Regions from separate parts of the Homo sapiens genome. Here all the other regions are linked to region 3. A link is a loop called in an ENCODE intact Hi-C map of the cell type or tissue named here. Cell type or tissue: ascending aorta. All regions are shown on one strand. Region 1 holds the start of CPXM2 (carboxypeptidase X, M14 family member 2). Region 2 overlaps CPXM2 (carboxypeptidase X, M14 family member 2). Region 3 holds the start of LOC107984128 (a long non-coding RNA gene).

Region 1 (8,000 bases), 76 kb before region 3:
CAATGTCTGGAGACATTTTTGGTTGTGACAACAGGGGGGAGGGTGCTACTGGCATCCAATTTGGAGTCCAGGGACACTGCTAAACATCCTGCAATACACAGGAAGGCAACCCCCTTCCTCCTCTGTTGGCACGTACACACAACACACACACACACATACACAAACAAACACACAATTGGCCCAAAACATCAATCCTGCCAAGATTGAAGTATCTTGTACTAGAATCATCTAAGAGGTTATCACTGGGGGGAGCTGACAAAGCGTACATGGGGCCTCAGTGTACTATTTTTGCAATTTCCTGTGAGTTTATAATTATTTCAAAATAAAAGCTTAAATAAATGTTTTTAAAGATTCCATTCTGTTTAATATATTGGGGCTCTACTTCTCTGGAAACCTGTTAGCCACTCATGGAAAATGCAATACTCTCAGTTAGCCAAAGGGTTCAGTTCTCCAAGCATCTCCATGAATGTCAGCATGTCACACCCATTGGGCATTTCTGTGGTGGTGCGAAAGAACAGCCAATGGTCAAAGCCAGAACCCACATCAAGATCAAATCCCCAATGCCCTTGGCTCCTTGCATAAACCCCGCTACAGGGTTAAAACAGGGCTCCCTCCTAGGGCCTACCACATAGAAAATCTGCCTGTGTGGGGAATCACTGCTGAATACATCTTTCCTTGCACTCACCTTTATGCAAAACAAGAGCTATCTGGGAAATATTTTATCATCTGCAAAGATAAAGTACATATAGACTTTTAATTAGTTATATATGCTTTTATACTGTTATGCATCTCTAAATTGAACCCCTCACTCCCACCTCAGTGCCTCATACATAGCATTGCATCATCCACCCAGTGAAGCAAAGTACAGAAGTTTGCATTAAACACTCCAGGCCACAGTCCAATGTTCCTTCCTATGTAAGTGCCTTCCTAAGATATTCCAAAACAATCCAATGCAGAGATAAGTGCTTCTATTACACCACGAGCAGCATATAGATCAAGCCGCTACTTAAAGTAGAAAAAAAATAATTTTCTCCTAGTGTAGTTTAACTGCACAAAACTGTCACTGATTCCCCTAACTAAGTTCACGCTTAAACCAGTCTTCCCACTTTGGTCCAGGGCAGAGGATTCTGCTGAGCAAACACCAAAATAAAAAAGGACAGGAGTTAAAAATATGAGATAAATGTCACACTTGTCTTGTCATGGTTGGGGAGAGCTCTAAAAAAGCCCCACAGAATTCATTAGAAACACAGCTGACATGGTAGCAGGTCTGCAGGCAGCTGTCCCAACAGGCCTCTGATGTGAGTCTCTAGATCTTCCGAAGACGTGTTTTCAGTATGGGGCTTGGAGATCCCGGTGGATGCCAGGGCTGCGGTGAACTGGGCAATGTGTCCTGCAGGAGCAGAGGCTAGGCACCGAATCAACAGGCTCCCCCATGGCCTGTCTCTACCTGCAAGATGGCCTTCCAAAACCAAATGAGCTTTTTCTTGCAAATTCAGGTTACACTCTGATTTCTCCTCCAGAGACCCCATTCCAAGAGTGGCAAGAGCTGTTTCTCCAAGGACTAAAGAGAGTCACTTCCCCATGTAACCCCTGAGTCTGCAGACACATTAGTCTGTGGACACTGCTCAGGCCAGGCTGTGACTTTCTGAGATGTGTTTTGTAGGGAAAGAAACCTATCTTAGGAATGATGTCCGGTCACTTGTACGAGTCCCCAGGACAATCAAGCTGACTTACTTGTCAAGTCTTAAACATCACCTCTTCGGGGAAGCATTACGCAAGCCCCCACAGATTCAGTGAGCTCCCCCAGCTTGTTTGTTACCTTAACACCCCACACTTTTGTGCAACCCTTAACACAACTGTGATTACTTTCTCAGAGTTCCCAGCTAGTTCCATGTGGTGGGGGGCGGGGGCTGGGGGGCAGGGAAGAGGAACGTCTTGCTCTCCCCATTCCTAGGATCTCACCCAGCACCAGTGCTTAGCAGGTTCTTGGTAACGGCCTGTGGAATGAATGAAAGGTTCACAGGAAGACCAGCACATAAGCGGGCAGGCACACTGGAAGCTTTCATTAAAAAGGTTTTTACAGCAATTGACAAAGTAAAGTGAGGTGGCAGGTGCAGTCTTCCTATTTGCAAACGATGATGAAGTTAAAGCTCAGGAAACTGAGCCATGATTCCAGATCCCCAAGTTGATGAGCCCTAAACATGGGTGTTAGGCCCAGTCTTCAGACTCCCAGTCTGGGGCTCTCTTCCACTTTCCCCCTTAGCACTACCCCCAGTGACTGCCAGAACCCAACATACATGTCTCCTGCCTACACCACCCTACCATGCCCAGGACGGAGCTAAGCACATTGCAGGCACTTAAAAAAAAACTAGAATGCATGTGGATTTGATTCAAACTACCAAACCAAAAAGGCCTTGAGTTAAAAAGGACAGAAGAAAGGCTTTCAAATATCCCAAGCCAGCAAGTGACGCTGAGCAAGTTACTTAAACTGTCTGAGCCTCACCCACCCTTCGGAGCCACTGAAAGGATGAAATGAAACTGGCACATAAAGTTTCTAATGGAGTCACAGTCGACATTCTACAAATATAAGTCTCTTCCCACTCCTAATCCTGTTATTAAGCCACTGTAGCTCTTAAACATCTGAATTCCCATAACTCTCCCTGAAACACTGGAAATTCTGGATGTGTTCAGGGTTGTCACACAACTCAGAAATCTCCGCCCATTCAAAGTTGTCCACAAATGGAAGCATGCCAGGGCCTCTGCAAAGGGGGGTGCTCATATAGGTCCACCCTTTCAGGAGTTCTGTGTCCTCACCCCTCCTCCACTTTCCCACTGCCCTGGCTGCTGACTTTCGTGAGCAGTTTAACCAAACAAAGACGATGCCTTCCATACCCGGAGCCCTGTAACGGTGGCACCCGCACGTATCTCCTTTCAGGAAAGGCCATTGCGAGGCCAGAGAATTTGGCCACATTCCTGCTCATGCCCCACTCTTGAAATACCAGGCCTGCAGCCCCTGCAATTTAAGCAAAGAACATTTGGAACTAGAGAAAGCCCCACTTCACAAGGTGGTTAATAAACTACGTCATTTAGTGGAAGTCATTTTCCTAAGAAAATGAGGTTGGCAGAAACTGAAGATGGATTTGAGAAGGGTATGAGACTTGGATGAAAGACGGAGCACTGCAGGCAGCCAGGGAGCCCCCAAGCCGGAGTCCAGGCTGCAGCAGACTCCAGGCACAGACTCCCCAGTGGAGGCTGTGCCATCCTGCCCCAGCCGGGCAGAGGACCCAAGAGACCCGCTGAGAGTGGGAAGGAGGGAGCTGAGAAGGGACACGACTGGGTAAAGGCCTACTGGCAGAGCTTTCCCTAGAAGGCCATCTGCCAAAACAGCCAGCCATCCACATCCCCAAAGCGGAAATTCAGCCGCATTTGAGGATTGAAGAAGTAGGCAGAGAAGTAAGAGGCATCCAGCAGAAAGACCCTTAGCTCAGGGGATTTCAAGCTTGAAACAAGAACTTTGACTCTCATAGGCAGCCTCCCAATTGCACAGCTCCCTCTTTACCTAAGGGCATAAGCCAGAGCTGAAATGCATGTCAGGGTCAAGGACAAGTTCTGGGAAGCTGGGCGGGCCGGCAGGAAGCGCAGATACAGTCCCTAGGGAGGCAGAGGCGGCAACAGGGAGATTCCCGGGACTGGCCCATCCCAGACACACACAATGGGAGAAGCCAGTTGTCCCCTGGAGGCGCGCAACCACCGGCGCCCCCTCGGGCTGCCCAGCGCAGAAAGTTCCTTACCTGGTGGAGGCGGCTCCGGAGCCGACTTCTCCCTCTTGGGAGCTTTCTTGGGCTTGGTGGCCCTCTTGGGCGGCCTGGGCTCCTGCGGGCGCCGCTCCCACTCCTCCCCGGGCCCCGCAGGCAGCGGCGGAGAGAAGGTCTCGAGCTCGGGCTCCGGGCGCGCGTAGTAGGGCTCCCGGCTCCAGATCTCCTGCCCGTAATAATCAGGGTCCTCGAGGGCTGCGCCCTGGGCTCCGACCCCGGCCAGGGTCACTGCCAGGAGCACCAGGGCCAGCGCTGGGGTAGCGGTCCCCGGGCGGGACATGCCTGCTCCGCCCCGCGCCCAGGGCAGGGTCACGGTCACCGGGGGCGCCGGGCGGGCTGCGGGCGCAGAAGCTGGCGCGGGGCAAGGGCGCAGGGCACAGCAGAGCGGCGCGCTTGGGCGCGGGAGGCGGCCGGCTGGCTGCGCGTGTGACCGGCCCGCGGGGCTGGGCTGGGCTGGGCCGGGGCGGACAGGGGCGCGCAGAGGCGCGGGGCGGGCGCAGGGGGGCCGGCCCCGCCCTTCCTTCTTCCCTCCCTTTCCCGGCGACCCCTCCGAGGCCGGTCCTTGGAGGCAGGTGTTCCAAGCAGCCAAGCCCAAGAAAGCCCCCTTCCCCTCCCCCGCAGGCCAGCCAGCGTGGGGCCTGCTTCCCCAGAGACGCTAATGAGTTTCAATCTTAGAAGAAAACACTGAGGCCCGCTGTTCCATTCCTGTTTTACAGGTGGAGAAACGTGACCTGAGAGAAGAAAAGATTGGCCCAGGGTCCTAAAGTAAATCAGAGCCCAAGCAGCCTCCAGCTCTCAAACCGTGCCCCGTGTGCTGACCATTCCGCAGACGTGGACTTCCCACTAGCCATGCTACTGTTTCAGGAACTGGGAATGAGGAATTCCTGAGGTTCCCGGGGTTTCTGGGAGTAAAGTTCCCTGGGAGCAGGGCCTAGGGACCCTGGAGGAGCCCTCTCCCATCTGAGACTGTGATTCTGTTGGGTCTTGGGAAAGACAGTGACGTTACCCCAAGGTGGCCATCCAGGGGTCACAAGAGGGTTTGTGGTTCATCCAAGAGCAGGCTCTTGCCCAGAGGGTCCTTTGAGAAAGGGCCTCCTGCTTTGGACAACTCTGCATGGGTTCTTTATGCGGAGCCCAGGCCCATGGCCCTGCGGCTTCTGCTCTCCAGGCGGGGATGTGGGGAACCAGGGACTGCATCGTTTCCCTTGCTGCTGTAACAAACGATGACAAACTTAGTGGCTTCAAACAACACCTATCTCACAGCTCTGCAGGTGAGAAGGCTGATGCGAGTGTCACCAGGCCAAAATCAAGGGGTCAGCAGGACTGGTTTCTTAGGGGAGCCTCTGGCGAAAAGTCCACTTCCGGGCTCACTCAGGTATTGGCTGAATTCAGCTCCTTGCGGTAGTAGGACTGACGTGCAGTTCACTCGCTGGCTGTGGGCTGAGGCGCCTTTCCTCCTGCTGGCTGCCTGTGTTCCTCCTCATGTCTTCTGCAGGCTCCTCCAGGCCTCTCCCTGGTCCTCGCACGTGGGCCCGGCATCTCAGAGCCAGAGCTGGCACAGCTTCAAATCGCTTCCCTTCCTGCCACATCTTTCCGCCTTCCAGCTAGAGAAAATTCTGTGCTTTTAAGAGAGTGTGAATAGATGGGCCCACCCAAAAAATTCAGTATAGTCATCCTATCTTGAGTGGTGACCTTAACCACATCGGCAAAGTCCATTTTGCCATGTTCCCTAACTTTTTGCCAGGTTCCGTAACTATCTCTTGTTCTAGGTATTCAGGTGTAGATGTCTTTGGGAACCCATGGAGTGCGCTACAGGGACAGACTGACCCTCAAGCCTGCATTGGCCTGTCACCTTCCCAGTTCCTCTGGGTCTGTGATGTGATCCTACGATGCCACTGAGCTGAGTCAGGGCACCAGGGCAAGGCCTCACCATTGCCCTGGAGTGAGGACTTCCCTAGAGTGGGGGCTCCTGAGACCCCACAGTGGGCAGGGCTTGGACCAGGAAGGTTGTCATTCTCTTTCTGCGCAGGCCACTCCACCAGGCCATCTTTTAGGGCCAGTCTTCCAGGCTTCCAGTTTGAAGGCCAAAGCAGAATGACCAGAGGGAGAGGAGGAGGCTGCTGGTTGAGGCAGGGCCTGTCTGCAGGGACCAGGAGGCCTTGGTCCTGCCTGTCAAACCCCCAGGACGCTCTGGAATCCAGAGCCAGCAGAAGTCCTCAGGGTGAGAGGGCAGGAGGGTCCCCTTCCCCACCCACCACTCTTTGCTCCCCAACCCTTCCTGGATCCCCACCCACCCTCCTCCATGGCCTATCCCCAGGGCTCACTCCTGGGGACTGTTTTATCTGAAGCCAGGCACTCCAGACGACAACACAGTCTTTAGTGGTGAAACAGAAAGCGGCTCCAGCAGCAAGCAACACACCCAGCGTTCCAGCGAGCTGTGTGAAGCGCTAACAAGAGGCTGGCCTGGCATCCTGGCCAGAGGGACTGCAGAGGCAGCCCAGGCCAGGACGGTGCCCTGCACCACCTCCATCAGAACCCCCAGAGCTTGCTCAACAGCAGACCGACACCCAGGCGGCACCCCAGACCTTCAGAATCTCCTAAAGAGTGGGTTCAAGTACTAGCATATCTAAGAAGTTCCTCAGGTAATTCTGATAGCATCCAAATTTAAGATGAATCTTCTCCCTCTCATTTTACACAGGATCCTGAGGCCCAGATTTACCTGAGGACACACAGCAAGCTAGTGATGGCCAGGACTAACCCTGCTCTGCTGCCTTTAACCAATATTTAAAGTCAGGCCATATACATCCCAATGGCCCCAAGCCCATGAGTCCTGAAGACACTTTACCGCTTTTCAGCACCTCTTAGGTGAGTAACATAACATATACCCGCTCTGCAGTGTCTGGTAAGTGTCCAGAGAAGGCCCTACCCAAACATGCCTCTCAACATGTCCCTGGAATAAAGAAATGAGTCCCACTTATTACTGCTCTCCCTATCAATGCTTGCTTGTTTGTTTTCCCTGGAGAGACACATAATTAAAGCAAGTAGGACAAATAGAACAAGAATCGATTGCACTGATGCCAGTTCTCCCAACACAGAAGCCCACGGCACTGTTCCTGGAGCCTCCTTTGTCTACCTCTGGCTCCCTCTCTCTGGTGCTGCCCGTCCTGGAAAGGTGCAAGGCACAGTCAGAGCTCATGAAGTTTAGGAAGATAGGGCGGCAAAGCTGACCTCATTCTCTTGGTTTGCAAGCCTTATTCTTTCTCCCAACTCTCACCTATCTGCCTGGGAGGGTCCTGCGTTCTTCAGCTTCTCAGATGAAGACCTCCCTGGTCATCTTGGCCCCATCTCTCCTTCACCTTCTAATACATAGCAGTAAGTCCTGCTGCTCTCATGGCACACATTCTTTAATCTGCCTCTTCCTCTGTTCCCACTGCCCATCACTCAGCCCATGGTTCAGAGACCCATGGCAGATGATGGGAATCCGTGCTCAGCAGGTCTCGCTGTTTGGGCCTCTCTGATCTGCCGTCCACTCTTCCTTCAAGGCAACAAGCCATTCATTCTCCCTAAACACCCGTTAACAACCTTGCTCCCCGACCGAAGAATCTGCAGGGCTAACCAATCCCAAGTAAACCTAACCCCTCTAGGTAAGGTTCAAGGCTCACCAGCTCACTCAAACTTGGCTCTTTCCACTTGCCACTGGGCAACAACCATAAGACAGATTCTTTTTTTTTTCTTTTTTTTCTTTTTTTTTTTTTTTTTTTTTTGACAGAGTCTCACTTTGTCACCCTGGCTTGAGTGCAGTGGCACCATGTCGGCTCACGGCAACCTCTGTCTCCTGGCTTCAAGCAGTTCTCCTGCCACAGCCTCCCAAGTAGCTGGGATTACAGGTGCCTACCACCACACCCAGCTAATTTTTATATTTTTCATACAGACAGGGTTTCACCATGTTGGTCAGGCTGGTCTCGAACTTCTGACCTCAGGTGATCCACCCGCCTTGGCCTCCCAAAGTGCTGGGATTACAGGCGTGAGCCACCATGCCCGGCCAAGACAGACTCTTAATGGCCTCCTGCACAGCACTGATAAGCTCTGTGATTATTATAATATGCTAACTTTGCATCTTCCACAGAAACCAACAGAATATAAGAAACACAGAAAATTTCAATAACTCCTTCTGCATAACTAATC
Region 2 (8,000 bases), 110 kb before region 3:
AGTCCTGTTATTCCCATAAAAATCCAAATACCCAAAATTCCAGTGTTTTGGCATCCAAACACTGTCTCCCAGACTGTTTGCTTGAAGCCAGATGTAGAACAAAATCCCTTTATCAGAACAAACACGACATTCCTTGACTCGGAAACTATGTCTACTGTGATTATTTTTGCCTCTGCAGCACTTAGCACATATATGGCCCCCAAGAAGAACTTGTGAGACACAGTAAGGTTTTGCATAGCCAGGAAAAACAAAAACAAACAAAACAGAAAATCGGGAAGGCATGAAGGAAGAGATAGGCTTAGGGTCAAAGACACGGGTGCAGGGCCCAGCCACAGGCAGGTGTGGGTCGGGCACAGGTGAGACCTGGGAAAATGGTACTGCCAAAGGTTCTCCATAGACTTCCTGCCAGGAGAAATGTGGGTGGCCTCCACCTTTGGTCAAAGTGGGGCCCCAAGAGCACTGGGGCCAAAAGGTACAGGGAGACACGTACAGGACGTGCCCTGGAACATGAGCTGTGACACAGGATAAAACTCAGTTGGTTCAATGTTCTAAAACTGCATTCATGTCTTCATGCGGGGGTACAAATGAAGCCACAGGCAGCAGCCGCCTCCAAATATCCCACCTCATTTTAGGTAAAAAGTGGATGAGAACACTGGAACTAGATTCTAGTACTGGCATCGAGGTGCTCCATATAATTTTTTTAAGGAAATGACTGAGGAGAGGACTCATGATTCCTTCCAGCAGTGCTGGGGAAATGGCTCTGACAGACACTATTATTATGGCCAGACGTTTCCTCCTGGAAGAGCTGCAAGAGGTGAGCCTCTCTCTCTAGGGGACCAAACTCTCAGTCATTTCTAACATGGGTGAGACAAGACCTGGTCCACAGAGTGCCAAACGACCGTGACCAGGCTATCACAAGGACACCCAGAGCTGTGCAGGGAGTGTGCTACGTTTTTCCTTGTGACCTCAAAACATCAGCTGTTTCTTCCAAGCTCTGATCTAAGCACCAACTTTTCTACATCCCCATTTATAAGGGATGTAAGTCGGTCCCCAGTTATAGGCAGGAATTGTGGTGACATCCTGAGTCCCAACCACACACTTGGTGTTTCATTTCTTCTGATCACACGTCAGACCCTGACTGACTTACTGTAATTTAAATTCTTGAGAATGAGGTTGAAAGCCAGCCCTCTGACACGGCAGTGCTTACTACTGCAATCTGTTTGAGGCTTGCCAGCTAGGAAAATATCCAAAATAATAACAGTGGTGCAATAAATCACTTCAGCAGGGCTGCTGTCCCCGAACCCCCTTCCTTAGTTTATGACCCAGGGAAAATATCTTAGGGTCCTCAAAGGAGGATTCTTTGGGGTGGGGCAGGTGATGAGCTGCCATTAGATGACCCACCTGAACATAGGGTCACTTCCTAAGACTACCTACAGGCAAAGGATCCAAGCATGTTTTGTTTTGGTTTGGTTTGGCTTTTTTTTGTTTTTTTTTGAGACAGAGTCTCATCCTCTCGCCCAGGCTGGAGTGCAGTGGCATGATCATGGCTCACTGCAACCTCAGCCTCCCAGGTTCAAGTGATTCTCCTGCCTCAACCTCCCAAGTAGCTGGGATTACAGGCGTGTGCCACCACGCCCGGCTAATTTTTGTATGTTTAGTAGAGACGGGATTTTGCCACATTGGCCAGGCTGGTCTTGAATTCCTGACCTCAGGTGATCCACCCGCCTCGGCCTCCCAAAGTGCTGGGGTTACAGGCATGAGCCACCGCACCTAGCCCTAAGCATGATTTTAGAGGTCATTGTCAATATGTTCTCTTGGAGACTCAGAATGTTAATTTCCAATCTGTCCGTAGTTGCTCCCAGAATGGAAGAAACCAGTGACTGTTTCTAAATGAGATCACAGCCTCACAAGTGAGTTAGTATAAAGGGGTCCTGGGCGCACAGGAAGAATAATCATAGGTGAGGGGCCGAACTTTTGCTCTCCTGCTGAACTGGATGTCTTCCTTGAATTCCTGAAAAGTCTATTTTGTCCCAATGTAGTGATAAAATGTAAATGTTGGTTTTTTTCTCTAACCTTATATTATTAAGTTAACAAAAGTAAAATTCTACTTGAAAAAAAGGAAGTATTGAGTTATAAGGACTCTTTCAAAGTCTTCTGCTTAAAATGATGGAAAAGGAGACAGGTATTTCTGTAGTAACACGGCAAATGTATTCCAGTAAAAGTTCCCAGTCTAAAACCCAGCTCACCAGCCAGCCCATTCAAAATCTATACAGGTCTAGAAGCAGAAGACTGAAAAAAATTAATTTTAAAAACACATTAGCACAATTAAGGAGACACGTTGAGTTGCTCAAAACAGTGTTTAAATACAGCTGTAATTATAGGATTTGATCTGAAAAGGAAACAAGCAGGGAGGCAGGTGATGCCAGCGATGGAAGGCGGCGTGGAGATGGAAGGCGGCGTGGAGATGGAAGGCGGCGTGGAGATGGAAGGCGGCGTGGAGATGGAAGGCGGCGTGGAGATGGAAGGCGGCGTGGAGATGGAAGGCGGCGTGGAGATGGAAGGCGGCGTGGAGCTGCTGAGTTGAAGGCTAGGGCAAAACGGAGAAGAACCTGAGCAATGCACCAGCACAGGCCCCACTGACGCCGAGGAACAGGAGGCACAGGGCACCACGCACGGGACTCCGCAGCTTCCACGCTCGCCCCTGACAGTGCACTCTGTGGTCAGGTGCTGGTGCTGGGTCCCACAGACTATTCATAGACTCCACACTCACCCGTGACAGCGCACTCTGTGGTCAGGTGCTGATACTTGGTCCCACAGCCCATTCATAGACTTTACACTCACCCGTGACAGTGCACTCTGTGGCCAGGTGCTGATACTTGGTCCCACAGACCACTGATAGACTCCATATTCACCCGTGACAGTGCACTCTGTGGCCAGGTGCTGGTGCTCGGCCCCACAGACCATTCACAGACTAGCAAAAGTCACACATGAACCAATGCTGCTTCTGTGTCATAATGACATCATCCCTGTATCTGCCAACCACACAGGGCAAATATGCACTAGAAAAACACATGTGACAGCAGACCAGCCTGCCCGGCCGCCTCCTAGGCTTCTCCTGCTTAAGCTCCCTTAAGCACTGCAGCCACTACACAGAAGCTTTGTTGATTCAGCGCATCCATATGTGCAGACACCGCGCTCACACAGGGTGGGGAATACCCAGAAATGCAAGAGACACATTTTCTGCAAGCGGCTCAGCATTTGGCGAGGGTGCAGATGAATAAATCAATGTGAGATAACTGTCAGAAAAGAGAGATGTACACGGTTTGATCACTAGTCCAGCTGTTGGACCTATACCACTTCTATCTGTTGACTTGGGAGGCAATTTTATGGCATCATTAGGAGCAACAACTCAAGGTTTAAAGCTGCCTGGATTCTTAATCTGCCCCTCCTGGGAAATGTGAGCTGAGTCATCCCATGCTCCCTGTGTCTGTTTTTCTATAAGGCAGAGGTAATAATAACAGTACTGTCTTCCATGTTGGAGGAATAAATGAAATCACGTGCATAAGGCACTTAGCACTGTGCCAATAATGCTTGGAGCTGATTCCCACTCTCCCTCTGCTAAAGACTGAAGCATCTTGAAGGCAGAGAATCCCTAGGGCTTTTTGTCATGGCCCTTTCCATGCCTGTCACATAGCAGGCACCTCACAATGGTCTGCTGCAAGAATGAATGCTAATAGGTAAGAATATGCATTTGAGAACTGCCAAAGGCAATTCTTTTTCTTTACTCCTTTTGACACTCACAATTCCATGACGGAGGAAGAGCCAGCGGTGGGACCTGCACCTTCCTGATGACGACACTGAGCCTTGGAGAATGAGGGCATCTCACCCGAGGCCACATGGCTGGTCAGCAGAGCGACCAGCACCAGCATCCCAGCCTGTGAGCCCCATACCTTCCAGCCTGGACCACAGCCACATCTGCGCCTATAGAGTCCTAGGCCGGCACAGCGCTAGGCTAAACCAGCTCACAGCCTGCACTAGGGTATTAAACACAGTTTCTAATTCTGACATCTTGGGGTTTCTCGATCACAAAATCCCATTAGCTCAACACGCCTACAAAATACTCGTATGTGAGACAAGATGTGGTTATTTTTAAACTGCATTTCAAACCGTTCTGTGTGGGGAGATGTATTTTTGGCACACACTGACTTTAATTATGCACCTGTGACAGTGGAATCACACTGCATGTGGCACTGGCTCTGGAAGACACAAACCACAAAAGTGGGCTGACCTCGTCCCCATTTCCCTGTGGCACAGGAGCACAGCCCTGCTGACACCTCGATTTAGCCTAGTGTGCTCCCCGTGGGGGACTGGGGCTGTATGTCGAAGCCCACAGACACACATTGCAAACGACACTGTCCTGTCTGGGGTTGACACCAGGTACCCGAGTAGGGTCAGAGCCAGAGGCTGGGGATGGCGGGCCCAGATTTGGCTATTAAAGCAGCAACTTCACAGTCTAAGAGCAGGTACGGAGACTTTCCTGTGAGAAAGCATCAGGGTAAATAAGATGCCCCTGAAGAAAGAAAAACCCACGAAGACAAATAGCACTGATGTGATCCCCATGCACGGCCTCCTTTTCACCCTGACCACAGGCAGGAGAGTGCGCTCAGCCAATGCATTCACTGAGGGGAGCTTGGCATTCTGCCTGGGGTGGGCCTCTCACGGGTGAAAGACTACCTGAAGCCAGGAAGACGAAGTGAGGACAGCCTCGCCGGCTGCTCCCTGCTGGACGCCCCATCTACGGTGAGGCTCCTGTGCAGCCCAGGAAAGGTAGGTCAGTGAATAAACACCATCTGCACCTCAGCCAGGTCTCCGTCCATATCCTCAGTGCACCTCCCATGTTGCAGGTGCTATTCTGCACACCAGGGGCTGGGCAAGCAGGAGAAACAAGGCCACATCTAACATGGGGCTTACTCACAAGGAAGGGGCAGATACAACCCAAGGAAATAAGTAAATGAAGGTTCAGAGAGAGACCCAGTCACCCAAGACCAACCTGGGACTTTCCTCATACAGTAACTAGAAGCCACCAGAGCCTTTCAACAGAGGAAGGAGATGATCCAGGGAATGTTTTAAAATCAGAAGTCACCTAAGGTCACCACTCAAGGAACTCTGTGAGTGATTAGGACTCTCATCTTTCTGATGAGGCAACTGAGCCTCAGAGACATGAGATCATTTGTTCCAAAGTCCCCCAATCTAGAAACATCAAGGCCAAGGTCTGCACTCAGCATGCCTGTCTACAACATCTCATTGGCACACCCTGCGTGGCACTCTGCCGGTGGAATTCCCAACTGGAGGGACAAAAACACCACGCTCCCCCGACCTTCCCATTCAACCCCAACACATTTAGGATTAACAGGACCTTTTAATTTTTGACCGAAAGCACAAATAAATGTGAACACTTTCTCTTTTTCAAAGGATAATTTCAATTATAGAGAAATCATGCAAAGCATCAGACGACAGCTCCCCTAATTAATGCACAAAACAGGCTGCACACGCCCTGCTTGGATCTGACTGTCATTTCCTCAGAGGCCTGGAGCCCCGTCTAGGGTACTGGAGGCACTGTGGGGACACGAACATAGCTCCAGCTCAAGCTTTGCGGGCTCATGTGTTCATCCCTCATAAAACATAAGAGATTGTTTGCAGTTGACAGTTGTGCACATCCAAATATTTCTTATTAGTTATTATTCTTTTTTTATACGAGTATTTATAAACCAACCTTCGGATCTCCTTAAAGTTAGTTCTACAAATGTTCTACCTGAATTCGTCTGAACTGAAAAGTGGCGGAGGTTAAGCAGTTCGAAAGTCTGTTTGATGCGGTGCAGTCTGAGGGGTGGGGTGGAGAAAGAGCAAAGCTTGGAGTCAGAGCTTGGCTCAGATGCCCCCAATCCCATGAGCTCCCTGGGAAGGAACCTTATCTGTTTGTACACAGTTCCCAGCACAGCAGCTGCCCCTAGCACATTTACACAGACCGCTGGGGGAGTCAGGGGTCCACTCTGCCACTTGGAAGCCATTAGCTTTGAGTGCACCCTTGATGGCTCTCAGGGCCAGGGGCAAGGAACCTCCTCCCTCCCTAGGCCAGAGATGGTGCACGTGCAAAGGGGCTTGGAAACTACTCCCAATACAGAAGAGCTATAGAAAGAAAACTAGAATATGGTGCCATTAGAGAGCCACACAGGACGGTAGAGATCAAGTGCTAAGTTGAGAAAGAACAGATCAGCAGGAGGTGGGGCAGGAACAAAATGCCCTGGGGATGGGGCGGCAGAATAACTCCTACCCAAAGATGTCCACGCTCTAATCCGCAGAACCTGTGCATATATTAGATTACACAGCAGAGAGGAATGAGGGTCACAGATGGAATGAAGGTTGCTTGAGGAAGGGAGATGATCCCAGGCTATCCAGGTGGGCCCGGTGTAATCTCAAGGATCCTCAAAAGGGGAACAAGAAATCAGAACAGAGAACCAGACAGGCAGTCACATGAAGACTCCATCTGCCTTTGCTGGCTCTGAAGAAGGAAAGAGCCACTAGCAAGGAATGGGGCAGCTTCTCAAGACTGAAAAGGGGAAGAAAATTGATTCTCCCTACAGTCTCCAGAAAGAGCATCGCCCTGCATACCTTGATTTAGCCCAAGGAGACGTCTGTCCTCCAGAACTGTAAGAGAATACATTTGTGGGAAGAGGCTACGTTTGTCACAGCAGCAATAGGAAACTCATACATGGATCAGATGGGATTCATGTGAGTGGAGCATGGTTGGGCAGTAGAAGTTTCAGGCAGGGGAACCTGCTACAGAAAGGGCCTGGAGTCAAGAATTGCACGGCGTGTAGAGTGTGCAGGCAGGAGCTCACCTTCCTGGAGCAAGACCTCGGACTGATGGGACTGACAGAGAGGGAGGCCTGACAGTCTTGAGGCCCAAGGTCAGAAAGGCCCTTGAGCCTCCAGGAGGGAGACCAGCCAGGATGTGCATGGTCCCAGGAGCCATGCAGGGCTTGACCCGGGGGAACACAATGGAGGGAGCCACAGGAAAGCCTGGAAGGTGTGTGTGTGGCAGAGACAAGAAGCACTGGCAGGGAGGCAAGGGAAGACAAATGCCACTGCCTCGTGTGCCACGGCTCTGCCCCGCCATGCCCCAGGCATTCCACCTTCTCCTCCTGTCCTTTCTGGACCAACAGCATATGGAAGAGAAGTGTTCAAAAGGTGGAAGAGGAACAACCTGGGTCCAGGTACTGGTGGTCTCACTTTTACTCACGACAGTCTTTGGAGAAGACATTGCCTCCCTGAGTCTCAGAGCTCTCTCTGTAAAATTAGGATCATTCAGCAATATCCTTTCTTACTGTGAGCATCCAGGCTAATGCATTTTAAATCCTGCGCATTGCCTGATCCAAGCTCAAGGAACCAGAGCAATAAACAAGGCAGTCAAAATCCTTCCAACCACAGGGCCAGGTACCTGGATGTTGAGTCTCCCTCGATGTGCCCCCAGGCCATAGCGCTTCACCGTGGAGGCATGGAGCTGGAAGTCTGTGATTTTTAAGGTTTCCAGACCAAGAGGTGGGCAACCTGGAAAGGACAAATGCTTGTTAAAAACAACGACAGATGCTGAAAGGGATGAGTTTCTTATTTTCTAAATCTGGCCGCGTGCTTTTCCATTTTCCCCTGAACTCCCACCCACAGGCATGCCTGGTCTTTCCAGACACGGTTGATTGAACTGTCAACATTAAGCCAATGTTCTTTCTTGTTGGCATTTGCTTTAGGGGTGTTTTTGCTCTGATATTCCTTCTCTTTTGCTGTCCATGCTACTGTCTGAGGCTGTTCCCAATTAAGGATCCTTCCCCAACATGACTCAGTCAGGAAGCATCATTGGAGCTCTGCAAATTAATCAGAACTTGCGGATTTTGCTTCAGCAACTCTGGCCTTTATATTGTGCATGCTAATGAGCAGAGGAATATAAG
Region 3 (8,000 bases):
TTCTAAATGGTGTCTTTCCCTTCTCTAAACAAGCATGGCTCAAAATATAAGCTACTCAAGTGAGAATGTGAGAGGATGAACAATTGGCCTGGTTTTCCTGGGACTTTCAGCACTAGAAGTCCCATGTCCAGAAACCCCACGGCGCTGGGCAAAGTGGGAGAGTTGTTTGCCCTAGCATGAAGGCTTCTTGCAGAATCACCAAATGTTAGAACCAGGGGAATTGTCTGAACACTGGGAGAGAAGACTTTCAAATGATTTAGAGCCTCAGACCACTGTTTCAAATGAAAACTTATCTGAGAAGCAATAAGCAAACAGACGCGACAGGAAATCCTCTGGTGGACAGAGGTGGGGAGCCTGCAGGGAGAGTAAGGCTCTGACCTGGAACACTGGGCTTCTCTGATGTCATCCAACAATCACCCAACCCCCAAGAAGACAGGGGGCTCCCACTCACCTCAAATCAAAGCCCTGGGAGGAGCTTTGCAGTGACTTTGGTTAATGATATCAGATTAAAAACTGCAGCCCCAAGGGGAAGTATGACTTTAGGGGCCAAACTAGACCTCCTCTTCCTTAATTTCCAAAAGAGACAGCTAGACATGCCCTCTGGCAGCACCTCCTTCCTCCCCACATACATTTGCTTTCTAATTTTGGAAAATAATCTCATGAACCCCAAACCCAATCTTAGAGACACTGCCACATAAAACCCCCACACGCATGCATGCATGCACCCACAGTCGCCTCCCTGGGGGCCTTGCACACCCTGACTGAGAGGGCAGCCAGCCCTGCTTCTGGCAGGGAAGATGGAGAGAGGGACAAGGAGAGGAAAAGGAAAAGGGAGAATCAGGCAGACAGAAGTAGGGCAGAAGCTGGGTTCAGAGCCTTGGCCATGCTATCACCAGCTTACAGCCGAGAAACAGACAGGCAGAGTGAGGGTACGAGGCTGGGGTCAGAGGTTTTGAAGCCAGACTCATCCCTGGCCTCCTGACTCAAGGCTCTTTCTGCCACCCAGACAGAATCATACCTAGCTGGGCCATGGCTATTTAAGGGAGGCCATTCACCCACTAATCACAGATTCTGACCTTCATGGCTTAGTCTGACCTTCACAGCTTAGTATGAAAAAAATGCAGGGAATGGGGGCATTTGAGGAGTCCATGCCGGGACCTCCAAACACTGCATCTCTGAGATCAATATAGACCTTCTGGAAAGGCCCTGGTTATTTACAAGCTTCTGCTCACACCTAGTGCCCAATTCGTCACATTCTCACTAAACACAACCTCAGCACCATGGGGGGACAGGGAAGGGTCTGTTCTCCCTGCACATAGAAGCGGCCAGGCACCCAGCTTACCCTGAATCTGGAAACTTCTGCACTCAGAATCCTGGATTCCATTCCCCAGTCAACTGCAGGTCCCAGGTAAGGAAACCCATTCCAGTTCTCTGAGTTTGGGAAGAAAGGGCAGGCCCACTCATCGGTGATGCTGGAGCTCCAGCTGAAGAACCCACCAGCCCTGGAGGAGGGGGGCCTGGGCTGGGCGGACTCTCTGGCAAGAGCAGGTTTCCATGGAGACATGAATCCAGGGCTGGAAGGACCTTCTCAGTTTGCTCTGAGCCACTGCCTGGCTCACACCCTACGTGAGGCTCCTGCCCTCATCTCCCCCTGGCATATTCTCCCCACATTGGACTGGCAGATGATGGCTCACTGTGCAAAGCACTTAGTGACAGGATCCTTTTATTCCTCACTCTAACCAACCCAATGGGCACGAACTCCATCAAAGGATGAAGCAGAGTCCCAGAAGATCAAGTGTTCGCCCAAGTCTCAGAGTTTGGGAAGAAAGGGCAGGCCCACTCATTGGTGATGCTGGAGCTCTGGGCGAAGAACCAAAAGTCACCCAGTGAGTTCACGGGGACACACAGCTCCACCTCCAGCAGAGGTTCCTACTCCCCCAGCTGGGACAGCCACTGCAGCACCGCTCTGCTCTCTCGCCTCCCCAGCGGCAGACACCCCAGCCTGTGCCACGGCCACTGCTCAGGGTGAGCCACATGCCCCCTGGGCACCCTCCGCTGGCATATGTCAGATGTTGCTCTCACAGACTTTATTTTATCACTACAACAAGCCTGTAAAACAAGTCTGAGCCTATCCCCCTTCTGTCTGTAGATGGGGAAGGAGGTTTGATTTGCCCAAGGACCACCAGGGAATCACTGCATGGGCTGACCCCAGCTGCAGCCCTCCTGCATGGCTGCCTGTCACTCCAGCTAAGCAGAGGAGCTGCCGTTACCAGCACCCTTTCCCTTTCTAATCTGAAGGCAGCCCTGCGGTGAGAGAGTCCCAGCGTCACCCATCACCCCAGCAGGTCAGGGGCCCTGGAGTCCCCCCTTGATGAATGACCTTAGCAGGAAAGAGAAATCTGCCCCCTCTCCATGCCCCACACCCACAGCCAAACAGTGGCTTCTCACCACTCCAGCTTCCTTTCCAAGAGGGTCCAAGCTCCCACCGTGGCTTCCACACTATTCAGACACTTCCTAAGTTCACGGGTCATTCCAGTGCTTTGCCACTTCCAGGGAAATCAGCACTGGAAATGCAAGTCAGCAAATAGGACAGAAGCCCAGGAACCAAGGGTAGGGCCCAGGGAGCCCTACCAGGGGCTGGCAATCTAGGGCAAGTCTCTCCCCTCCAGGCTCGTCTCCTCCTCTGTTGTCGGATAAAGCAAATCGCTTCCAGCTCTATATGCCCCGCCATCTTTTTGTAATTAATATTTCAACTGATTACATGAGTTAGAGGAAACCAAACAATGAGGATGATGAAAACAAAAAGTGTTTGCATTGGAATTTACACAATGAACTCACCCTAGAACTATTCCAGAATTAAAAGCCTCTTAAAATACGGTCAGATGCAGCATAGGCCAACCCATGCTGCTTTGAGCTGCTTCCAGTGGTCTTGGTTGGAAAGAATGGACTGCCTAGGATGGAGGGGGAGTGGGGTGGGGTGGGGAGGTGGGGGCCTGCACAGAACCTGGGGGAGCAAACCCTGGCCTCAGACATGAAGTCTGACAAAAGAGCCTTGTGTGGTGTAGGGCTCAGAGTCCAGTTTCTTGTGCTGAGAACCAAGTGGAGGATCGCGTGTCTGCCTACCCGCCCCATGTCCCCCCACCCCATCCCCCCACTGAGCGCCCACTGCTTGCATCGGGGCCATCAGGAATAGCAGTGAGGGGGGCTCTGTGGCTCCCTGGAGCTCTCAGCCGCCTTGCATATCTCCAGGGGCTTCTGGAATGGTCTGGATCTGTATACAGTTTCAGGGTTTCCTTGCTTTTCCAGTCTGAGACTGAAACTCATCCTCTAAGCATTTGAAAGAAACAACAGGAAAACTCAATCCTCTTTCCTTCCACAGCACATTTAGGGTGAGAGCTTCACAGCTGAAAATCTCCTTTAAAGAAAACGCGGCCCAAATATGCTGGGAGGAGAAGCCAGTGGATCTAGGAGGGGCCGGCGTTGCCGGCTCTGTCTCTGGGCTGACAACCTGGTTTCAGTATTGGTAAGTGGGTCAACCCCAGCTCCAGCGGCTCCTCCTCACCTCTGCCGATTGAGGGCCACTGCAAATTTCAAGCAGAATAAAAGAGTATTCTGAGGGCCACTGCAAATTTCAAGTAGAATAAGAGTATTCCACAGTTAAAGAAAATTTTATATATCTATATCCATCTCGCACAGATTACGTACTAGGCCTTCGTCTAAGCACTTCTTAATTATTAACTCATTCAGTCCCATTTTACAGATGACAAAACTACCAAGTGGAGAACCAAGGTCACGTTGCTACTAAATGGCAGAGCCAAGAGTTGAGGCCAGGCTATCTAGGTAGGACCAGGACCCAGAGTGGAGGGTGGGCCCAGGGCTGCCAGGTGGGCTCAGCGGGCCTGGAGCTGGTTTGAAACACAGGCGCTGCGGTGACCAAGTGAGCTGGCCCTGAAGGGCAGCGTGAGGGAAGAAGCCAGACCCCCCAGCCAGAGCCCCAGCCCTCAAGGGACAACTTGGCCAGGACAAGCTACTGGAACAGGCCAGGGCCCTTTTGGCGGGGAAGGGAGAACTGGACCACCCGGCCGAGAATTCCAGAGACTTTTCTCACTGATGGGAAGAAAACTGGGTCCCGGTAGGGGCCAGTGGGGAACGGGGCTTTGAAGGAACTCAGGACTCAGGCGTCCTTGGGATCATCTCGGCAAACTGCAGGTCTCCGGGGAGCCGCTCCGGTGCATTCCCAGGTCCAGCCTGCCCCCTGCTGGCTGTGTCGGGGAACCAAACACAGGCGTCAGCCTCATCGTGCAAAGGTGGACTTCTGAGTTCTCAGATACCCCCGTGAAGCCCACGCTAATAAACTGGGAATGACACGTCACAAAATCAGTTATAGAGTGCTGCTGATACAGTCATCATTCATTCTAACCACGTATTTAAACCGAGAAGATTGCATGTATGTTCTGCCTGTCAAGGAAACCATGGCATAAATTGTGTAAAATTTGTGTGCAGCATATTTTTGTCAGAAGTGGGGCAGAGAGGAGAGTGTTTAGGGGCTGGAGGTTAAAGTGCTGGAATCCAGGTCACCTCTACCCCAGTATACTCAAATGGTTGACTCAGGGCTTCAATGAAACACTCAACAATCGGAACGGGGAGTTTCAATCCTGCTAAGAAAACAGTCTATTTCCCTTCTGCTAATTTCATTAAATCAGTCTAGTATTTTTCAAAGCCTTTTGGCAGTTATCATAAAACAGACTCTCTGATCCCATAGGACAGTGATAGAGGATCATAAATCCAGCTGATTTGCATCTTTTAATGACCCAAACTTAATCACCCATAAAATCCCAGCCTCCAGCCAGACTGGCTTCCAGTTCGTTGCTGTTATTTGAGTATTTGCAGTAGAAAGTTTAATTTTGCTTTCACCTGGCCAGGACCCTGGGCTCACACCCACCATGTGCTAGCATCTGTAGTAAGAACAAATTTTGCAGAACAAAGCAGGTGACAAAACAGGTATTATTTTTCTATAACAGGACTTAATATGAGAGTCCAGCCCCCATTCACCAAATAACAACAAATGTCATCTAATCACTTCTGGGAATGGCTTGGTGATGCCTTAGTCTCTTTGCAGCTCCAGGTACACTTTCCCCTTCCTTGGTATCATCCACTCCTAAGGATTAAAGTGCCATCCACCTGCAGTTGCCTCCTGTTTCTCCCCACAGACCAGATCCCTCCTGTGCTCCAGACTCACCCAGCTAAAAGAGAAATGCCATTTCCATCCACACCGCTTCCCTCTGAGCCTTCCCTGTCTCCATGACTCAGGTCCAAACCAGGGCATCTTTTTGAGTCCTCTTTCCCTCACACCTAATCCAACCTTCAGTACAACCTGTGGGGTCTACCTCCCAAATAAAGCCCAAAGGTGACCTCTTTCACCTTTGCTGTTGCTGCCAGCCTTGTCCATGCACCACCGTCTTTAATCCGGATGATTCCAGAACTTCATGGTCCACACGGAGCCACTAGCCACATGTCGCTATGTAAATTGCACTAATTTAATTAAAATAAAGTGAATTTTAAAGCCGAACTTCTCAGCCACACCTAGCCAGATTCCAAGTGCTCAAGGGCCACACGTAGGCCCGTGGCCGCTGCAGGTGCAGTGCCAATGCAGGACACTTCCATTGCAGGACAGCCCTGCTCCAGGATCTCTCAGGGACAAAAGGGACGATGACCCCTGCCTGCATGTGTGTCTCCTCCCCCAGGCCCAGCCCATCTTCCCCAGGGCAAGCAGGGCCTTCTTCCTGAGCACGACTCAGCTGACATCGCACCTGTGCTTAAACTCTCTTATTGCCTATCCCGGTTAACAGAACAAAACGCCAGTTCCTTCCGTGGCCAGCCAGGCGCCACATCTTCACATTCAGCCAACCATCAGCAAATATCTATTGGACATAAACTATGTGCCAGGCAATTGTGATGGAAGATGCCAAACAGCAAAGAGTCAAAACTCCTCGCCTCCATGGAGCTGTCTAGGGGTAGGGGGGCGGGGGGAGCGATAAACAAACGGTAAGTAAATGATGGTTTTCTAGAAGATGAAATTGCTATATATATATATATTTAAAAAAGAGCAGATTGAAGGCACCTGGAATGCCAGGGGAGGGTGACCAGATGGCCTCGTTGACAAGGTGACAGGTGAGCCTTCCAGGTGGGGGATCAGCCAGCGGGGAGGCTCCAAGGTGTGGGCAGGCCTGGGTATTTGAGAAACCCAGGGGATCCAAGGGGCTGGGAAGGAGGAAATGAGGGAAAGGGTAGGTCCTTGGGGTCATGGGAAGGACGTGGGCTTTCATCTGAGCCAATGGGGAGTTATGGCAGGGTTTGAGCTGAGCAACAGTTCCCAGCTCATATTCAAAAGGCTCCTTCCAGCTGCCGGCATACGATGGGTGTTAAGAGGGGGGCGCAGAGAGCCCCGAGTCACCTGCAGGGAGGAGGAGGGTGAAGTGGATTTGGGTGGCAGTGGTGAGGAGTTCAGAGATGTTCAGAGGATCCCAGGTGGGTGGGATGTGAGTGGGGGTAGCAGCCCAGGATGGCTCTGGGTTCCTTGGCTCCTGAGAGATGGGACGGACAGGTGTGCAATGCTGGTGAAGACACGAGTGGGAGGCGTTCACTGGACACTAAAACAGAGGGGCAAACGGAGAGCAGGAGGCATTCACTGGACACCCAAGAGGAGCGATAAAGGGGAGCGGGAGGAGTTCACTAGACGCCCAAGCAGAGAGGCAAAAGGGCTGGGTCTGAGTCCACAGTGCTGGAGAGAGGTTGCTTTAGAGGCGGGAGCTAAGTGCTATGAAGCTGGCCCGCTGCTCTCTCCTTTCCTCTCTCCACTCTCTCCGTCTGGCCACTTGCACCTCCCTTTGCACCCACGACATCTCAGCTCATTTCAGTGCCCTAGCCTCTATCCTAGCAGTCCCCTGGCCAGCTCCACTGCGCGGTTCCGCCCTCTGCTTCCCACCGCACTCCGCAGCCCTGAATGATCGCTACTCACCCGGCTTAAACTGTGAGCCCAAGGATACTTGAGGACAGTTGTGTGAGGACACTTGTGGAGGACAGACACTCCAGCTCCTTGCTTGGGCTGTATTCCCAGCGCTAGACAGGCCTAGCCCCAGAAGACTCAGCGTCTGCACTGCCCCCACCTTGCTCCGCTCCCTGCCCCACCTTGCCCGCCCCCTGCCCTACCTTGCCCTGCCCCCTGCCCTACGTTGCCCCGCCCCCTGCAGCCACCTGCTGCTTTTCTGGGAGGCCCAGGAACCCAGATGGTCGCTGATGAAGAGGAGCATCTCTCCCGCACCAGTGGACCCAGCCCTGGGTTCTCAGCCTATAAGATACCACCACGCCCATACACAAACACGTACAAACATACACACTCCCACACACAAACACACACACGCAATCACACACAAAAACACCCCACACCCACACACAGTCACACACACACCCCACACATAAACATCCACACATTCACACACACAATCACATACACACACCCCACACCCACACACAAACACATACACACAAACATCCCCCCCACACACTGACATACATACAAACGCCACACAAACACACAATCACAAACACCTTCACACACAATCACACACACACAAACACCCCCACAGTCACACACACAATTGCAAACATACACATCCCACACTCACACACAAACACAATCACAAATACCTCACACACAGTCACTCACAAACATGACCCCCACACACAGTCACACACACAAACACCCTACACACACACAACCCCCCACACACAGACACACACACACCCTCCACACACAAAAACAATTTCACACAATCACACATAAACACCCACCCCCAACACACACAAACACCAACACATGCCCACACACACAAATATTCCCCATACACATGCACACCCCCCACACACAAACACACAATTACAAGAACACACACAAACACTTCCACACTGACACACAAACACAATCGCAAACATATACACAC

Evidence for each region. Peaks named below come from ENCODE experiments on the same cell type or tissue, not always from the same donor. Only the 100,000 strongest peaks of a DNase experiment are listed, where the experiment ranks them.
Region 1: a loop joins it to region 3, with 4 times the contacts of the local background. A loop is called at or near these places in 6 of 110 quality-filtered maps.
Region 2: a loop joins it to region 3, with 2.5 times the contacts of the local background. A loop is called at or near these places in 4 of 110 quality-filtered maps.

The regions. Positions count from the first base shown.
Region 1 is chr10:123,887,565-123,895,564 of GRCh38, forward strand. CPXM2 (carboxypeptidase X, M14 family member 2) reads right to left here and starts at 4,243. Exons shown (of 14, transcript NM_198148.3): 1 at 3,792-4,243. The coding sequence starts at 4,095. It overlaps LOC105378534 (a long non-coding RNA gene), which reads left to right and starts at 6,140. Exons shown (of 3, transcript XR_001747622.2): 1 at 6,140-6,419; 2 at 6,514-6,680. In ascending aorta, a CTCF peak has its summit at 3,836; DNase peaks (open chromatin) are centred at 2,867, 3,367, 3,507, 4,377 and 2 weaker places; H3K4me3 peaks cover 3,786 bases; H3K27ac peaks cover 5,850 bases.
Region 2 is chr10:123,855,116-123,863,115 of GRCh38, forward strand. CPXM2 (carboxypeptidase X, M14 family member 2) reads right to left here. Exons shown (of 14, transcript NM_198148.3): 3 at 7,499-7,608. Among named protein-coding and RNA genes, the nearest start is that of CPXM2, 33 kb to the right of the region's middle. RefSeq lists an enhancer at 4,562-5,062. In ascending aorta, no CTCF peak of the experiment used is centred here; DNase peaks (open chromatin) are centred at 2,736, 3,046 and 4,716; H3K27ac peaks cover 3,070 bases.
Region 3 is chr10:123,963,603-123,971,602 of GRCh38, forward strand. LOC107984128 (a long non-coding RNA gene) reads right to left here and starts at 3,143. Exons shown (of 3, transcript XR_001747628.2): 1 at 1,343-3,143. RefSeq lists enhancers at 286-455, 2,681-2,850, 2,847-3,016. In ascending aorta, a CTCF peak has its summit at 4,260 (motif pointing left); a DNase peak (open chromatin) is centred at 4,229; H3K4me3 peaks cover 524 bases; H3K27me3 peaks cover 897 bases.